2 separate regions of the Mus musculus genome follow, and region 2 is linked to region 1. A link is a contact called in ENCODE Hi-C data. All regions are on one chromosome and are shown on one strand. Each heading gives the region's core, a stretch centred on a gene start or an enhancer-like site at or near the end of the contact. The rest is flanking DNA. Distances are from core to core; before and after follow the strand shown. Region 1 holds the start of Zbtb18 (zinc finger and BTB domain containing 18). Region 2 holds the start of Catspere2 (cation channel sperm associated auxiliary subunit epsilon 2).

Region 1 (3,021 bases), core at 171-2,670:
TATCAAAGTTTTGGGAACTTGGCGTAGTATGTGTGTTCATTAGCAATTCAATATGTCTGATTTGCCCACACAATTACTTTCAACTTCTTTACTAGTTTGTCCTGGAAGAAAGAGAAAGCAGATTTTGCTCAGCTGCAAGGTTTCCTGGTGAGTTGGTTAGCAACCAGGCTTGCCAGTCAGCGTTCACATAGCAAACAGTAAACACATTTCATTTAGACAATTACTAGTGTGTTGACTTCCTCGCTATGCACTTTTCTTATTGTCTTGAATCATTCTCTCCCCTGCTTGTTACTCAACTTTTTACTTGTGTGTTATTCTTGCCTTCCATTATCTTGAGGGCAGAAATTTTCTACATTTCCTCTTTGCTGGTTAGGCACAAAGAACAGGTAAGGAAGAAGTTTATCTGAAGGGAGAGAGGTGCAACACAAAATAAGGTCTCTCCCTTCCTTACAAAGCCGTGGCTCCTTACGCACCAATTAAGGAACAGACTAAAGCGTCTACAAGTATCAATCTCACTGGAAAGGTCTAAGACTGGTCTCGGGGCAGTGTCTTTGCTTGTCACGGAGAGTACAGACGGGACGCGGGGATCGTGAAAAGAAACGCAGCTGCAACTTGAACAGAGGACGCCGGGGAAAGGCGCCTCTCACAGCCGCTAGGAGCTTGTAGCTCGCATGCACCTGGCGACCGACTCGGCAGGCCGGAGGCGGCGCGTCCCTGAGGAGAACGGGGCCTGGGCGAGCACCGCAGGAGGGCCAGACCCAGCGGCCCCAGGCTGGCCCTGGCCAGCTGCGGCCCCGCGCGCTCGGCCTCCCCGGGACACCTGCCCCGAGAAAAAGTATACTTATGGCCGTCGCGGTGCACGCGGACTCGCTCGCTCCACACCCCCAGAGCGCGCTTGTCTCCAGCCGGGAAGCAGGCCCCTCCCCGCGCAGCTGTCGCCGCCGCCTGCGGGCTCCTTTCACTTTCTCACGGCCAAGTCACCCAGAGGGGAGCCACTGCCGCCGCTACTGCCGCCGCCGCCGCCGCCGCGGTCCGCGAGCTCCGCCCCTCCCCGAGAAGACCACGCCCACCCAACAGTCGCCGTCTGCGATTGGCGCGCGCAAGCGGCAGCTCCTGACCGCCACTCCTATTGGTCGAGCTGCCCCGTCAGTCCCGCCGCTTCTCCGCCCTCCCGGAACACCGCGCTTCTACTGGGCGCCACCGAGGCCGGGGGCGGGCCAGAGACCGGGGCCCGCCGCTTTCGCTCAATCGCTGAGCGGCCGGCAAGGGGCGGCCCGGTCGGGCGGGGCCACATCTGGGCCGCGCCGCCGCGTGCGTGCGTGTGCGTCGTCCGCCCCCCGCCCGCGCCCCGCCCGCCCCGCCCCCCGGCCCGGCGCCGCGCTCGCCCGCCCGCCCGCCCGCTCCCGCCCGTGCGTCTGGCAGGCTGCGGCCGCCGCTGGGCTGCTGCCATGGGGAGCCGTTGAAAGAGTGGGGCCCTGTGGCTCGGCCGCGCGCCTCAGGCTGCCAGCGCGGGCGGGGGGCGGCGGGGGCGCGCGGGGCCCGGGCCGGGGCCGGCGGGCGGGCGGGGGCCGGCGGAGGACGCCCACAAGTCCAGCGGCGGCGGCGGCGGCAGAGGAGGAGGAGGAGGAGGACGCGGCGGGGACGCGGCGACTCGGGCCGCTCCGTGTGAGTCCCCGCGCCCGCCCTGCCCCGCTGCCGACCGTGGGCTCCCGCCGGGCGGAGTTAGTTAGTGTGGCGGAGGGCAGGCGGTGCGGGCTCGCCTCGCCTCGCCTGGCCGCGCTCCCCGGCCGGTGCAGCTGCGGCGCGGGGCGGACTCGGTGCAGCTGCGGCGGCGCCTCCCGGTGCGGAGGGCGGGCGGGCGGGCGGGGGAGGGGGCCGGGCCGCCGCAGCTGCAGCGCCCGGGACGGCCGCGGCTCCGGGGCCGGTGCAGCTGCAGGGCCGGGGGAGGGGGAGGGCGCGGCGCCCGGGTTGCGGTTGCCGGGAGGCCCCGGGGGCTGGCGCGCGGCGGCGGCGACGGGGGAGCGGTCGCCGCGCCGCTTCTTGCGACTTTTCTTTTGTTGTTGCCGCGACCGGGGTCTGTTTTCTCGGCCGTTGTGGAAGGTGCTTTCCTGCTGCACCGGCTCTCTGCCCTGCACCTTCTTCCCCGTGGTTTCACCCTTCCTCTTTCCCTGAAGTGCTTTATGCACCGCGAACTGCGGGAAGATTTGCATCTCCTCTCCCACCCCTGAACCTCACACACACACCCGGGGCACCCTGCCCCCACCTCTGAAAAACAAACCCCCTAACCTCACAGAACCTCCGAGGGTCCGCGGTAGCGGTGGACGGGTCGATCCGTGGAGTGGATGTCTTCGGGCCATTGCGGTGCTTGGGACTCATTAAACTGTCACTCACCCCCACCACCACCCCACTGGGTAAACTGGGTGATTAATGTCGGATATAGTGGAATGGGGCGAGGGCATCTGTGGAAAAGAGGGTGTGTGTGTGGCAGGGAAGTAATGTGTCTATCTGCACAGAGTGCCTCCCGAACGAGTTCAGAATTGTGTCATTCACCGCGAAGTTAGAGAAAGTTAGGTTTGTGACTCGTGAGCGAGAGCAGAACACAGTTGGGGTTTTGTTCTCTAGCTCCCTGCCTCTGTTTTCTAAGCGAGCCTAAGTGGTTGTCGCCTGGGTTGGGACGCTTGTGCCTCAGGCCCCAACTTCTTTTTTCTACTCTCCAACCTCCCAAGGGTCGGTGGAGATGTGTCTGATATTCATAGATGTCGCAGCACCTTGCAGGGCACCCAGCGACCCAGCCCCGGTTACATTAACATTACATCAGCCATTAGAAAAGATCCACAAACTGTAGCCAAAAAAAGTTCCCAAAGTCTACACTTGGCCTCCCAACCCTCCTGGTGATCACAACCCCTTTCCCCAAAGTTATAGAGACCAAGGGCAAGACAAAAGTGACTTTTCTGAGCAGGAAGACAAGCTGTGTGGTCAAACAACCATTCTAAGTGACTGTAGCAGGTTTTGTCAGTTTAT
Region 2 (3,021 bases), core at 312-2,811, 550 kb after region 1:
TTCAAAATTCCAGCTTTTGTTGATGATGGAGAATCACAGTTGTGATAATGAAGTAAGTCAATGATTTTTCTGTTCTTTTTAATGGGGGAAACAGGAGTGCTCTGCTCTGCTAGCATACCTTCATGCCAGAAGAGAGCGCCAGATCCCGTTATAGATAGTTGCTGTGATTGTAACCATTGTGTCATCTCACCAGCCTCTTGAAGTCATCTTATAGTTAAAGACAAAGTAAGTTCATTCCTGTTTATGGTTACACCTGTGCTTCTCAAAGACAGGTCTAGGCCCCACCTGTAACCTTAACTTCAAATGGTTCTGTACTGTATGTTCCAGGAAACAACCATGTCTTTGTTTCAAAACCCAACTGTCTCACAACCCTCTGACTACCCGATTCCACCCACCTTAGAATCACGTCTTTGTTCCCGGAGGTCCTTAGGACTAAATTATTGCTTGTTATGCTTATTTTCTCCTCGAGGAAGGCCACCTGTTTTGTTCACCAGACCCCCCCATTCAGTAACCCCCTTACCCGAGCTCTATAATGTCCAACACTGACCTCTCGAACACGACTGTGGATTGGGGGAGGCAATGTATACAAATAAAAAATTTGTTTAATTCGTTGCCTTCTTTAATTGATTGTGTTGATTTGGGTGGGTGGTTTTTCTCCTCCCATCGTTGGGATTAACACATTCCAAGACAGTCTATTCAGAGATAGAATTCAGTGGATAAGACAAATACACCAGCCCACACTTTCCTTATACTAAACTTTAGTTGCGAATTAAATTGACTTAGTGTACCTGCACTGCTAGCAACATTGAGCTGTTTCCTCTTAGAGTGACATACAAAGAATGAAGATTCAGTTGCTCCCTTCAACATGGAAATCATATGGCTAGGTGATAAATGAGTTTGTTCTCAATTTTATCCCACGTTTACAAAGCCTTTGACAGCAAAAACGCTATCCCTGGTATTGGCTTTTAATTGCAAGAACAGCCATGACTATTCATTTCTGTTCATTCTTCCCCATGAAAGCAAGAAAAGTAATTTCGTGCTATCTTTTACATTAGATATAATATTTTATTAATTACTTGAGCGTTTCATAGGAACTGCCCTCGTTAGCTTTTTGTCAACTTGACACAAACTAGAGGCACCTGGGAAGAGGTAATCTCAATGGAGGAAGTAACTGCATAACTTGTGAGCAAGACTTTGAAGCATCTCAGCTGATGTGAGAGGGCCCAGCTCACTGTGGCTGGTGCCATTCCTGGCCAGGTGGTCCTGAGCTGTATAAGAAAGAAGCCCTGGGGAGCAAGCCAGTAAGTAGCCTTTCTTGGTTAATACTCCAGTTCCTGAGTTCAAGGCCATCCTAGGCTACACAGAGTTGGAGGCCAGTCTAATTGCATCGAAAAACAAAACGATAATCATTTGTAATCAATATAATTGTTATAATTATTATCTCTTATAGGTCTCCTTGGATTTTTTAAGATTGAGTTTTTGTTCTGAAAATTGGGTTCATGCGTTCACCCAGTAGCTAACTTTCAGGGTAAAACAGGAGACTCCCCGCGCGCGCATGAGCAGTTAAGCTCTTGTTCCCTGCGCGTGCCCAGCATGCCCAGTGCAGGGCAACGGAAGCCTGGGAGCTTGCTAGCCCTGCAGGCCTTGCAGAAGTGGTTGCTTAGAGGAGGAGTTGGCGCCATGTTAGCCCGGCGGGTGGTGGCGGCGCTGCTGTTGTGGCTGAGCTGCTGTGTCTCAGCTCTGTGGAGGTAGAAAGATGAATCCCTGGACACTGGCCTTGAAGACCCCCCCCCTTCCCCCCGGCTTGGTCTCCACCTCCCCAGCAGATGGCCTGAGTTCCCTCTGGAGTATTTAGAGATGAGTCAGCCCTCTGAAAACCTGTTCTGCAGAAGGGCAGTGGCACCTTCTTGCTGCTGCCTTAGATTATTTAAAAGAAAATTAGAAGAAGGGGGTGGGCAGCAGACAGATGGATGATAACTATATATATATATATATATATATATATATATATATATATATATATATATATATATATATATGAATGTAATGTATTTGTTTTGAGCATATCCCACCATACACTAATCTTTTTCTTTTCCGTTTGCTGCTGGGTTTTGAAGCCCAGCTTTCCCTTCCCAGATGAATTCCTAAGTTCCTCCTGTACCTGTACCTGGATCCTGTTCCTCCCCAAAGTAGAACCAGAGATGGCTAGGGAAGGACACATTGCTTCTGACTTGAGGAGTTGAAGCAGAGTTTTGTTTTTTTTTTTTTTTTTCCTAAAATACTGTATAAACGTAAAGAGATTAATTTCCATATGGAGTATTGATTTAGATACTGAAGATACTATGAAGTTCTGAGAGATCCTTAAAGCAGGTATGATGGTTCAGTATTCAGTCAGTAATCACTACCTTGAAAGGGATATCAAAATATTTTAGATTTCACATGGGTTAAAATGCACCTTAAGCCAGATGATGATGGCTCATGCCTTTAATCCCAGCACTCCGGAAGCAGAGGCAGGCAGATCTCTCTGAGTTTGAGGCCATCATGGTCTATAGAGTGAGCTCCAAGGACAGCAAGGGCTGTACAGAGAAACCCTTTCTCAAAAAAAAAAAAAAAAAAAAGTACCATAAACTAGAAAATTACATTCTTCAAGTATGCTACATAAAAATAAGAATTAGGGGCAGGAGAGATGGCTCAGCAGTTATGAGCACTGCCTGCTCTTCCAGAAGACCTGAGTTCAATTTCCAGCAGCCACATGTTGACTTGCAGCCATCTGTAATGGGATCTAATGCCTCTTGTGTGTCTGAAGAGAGCAATGGTATACTCATACATAAAATGAGTAAATAAATAAATAAATAAATAAATCATAGAAAAAGAATTATCCCCCCCCCTTACCCTTTAAAACAGCCAACAAGGATTCAAACAATCAAGCCAGGCTTGTGGTGGCATATGCCTTTAATCCTAGACTTGGGAGGATCTTTGAGTTCAAGTCCACTCTGGTCTACAGAGAGAGTTCCAGGATAG

What was found. A loop is a pair of places that touch in the nucleus more often than their neighbours do.
Region 2: a loop to region 1 is called in a map of gastrocnemius, with 4 times the contacts of the local background. The contact joins the promoter of Catspere2 here to the promoter of Zbtb18 in region 1. A Hi-C loop is called at or near these places in 2 of 37 maps with a recorded cell type or tissue (T-helper 2 cell and gastrocnemius).

Annotation. Positions count from the first base shown.
Region 1 is chr1:177,440,931-177,443,951 of GRCm38, forward strand. It overlaps Zbtb18 (zinc finger and BTB domain containing 18), which reads left to right and starts at 1,421. Exons shown (of 2, transcript NM_001355099.1): 1 at 1,421-1,665.
Region 2 is chr1:177,989,837-177,992,857 of GRCm38, forward strand. Catspere2 (cation channel sperm associated auxiliary subunit epsilon 2) reads left to right here and starts at 1,562. Exons shown (of 23, transcript NM_001368822.1): 1 at 1,562-1,748. The coding sequence starts at 1,681.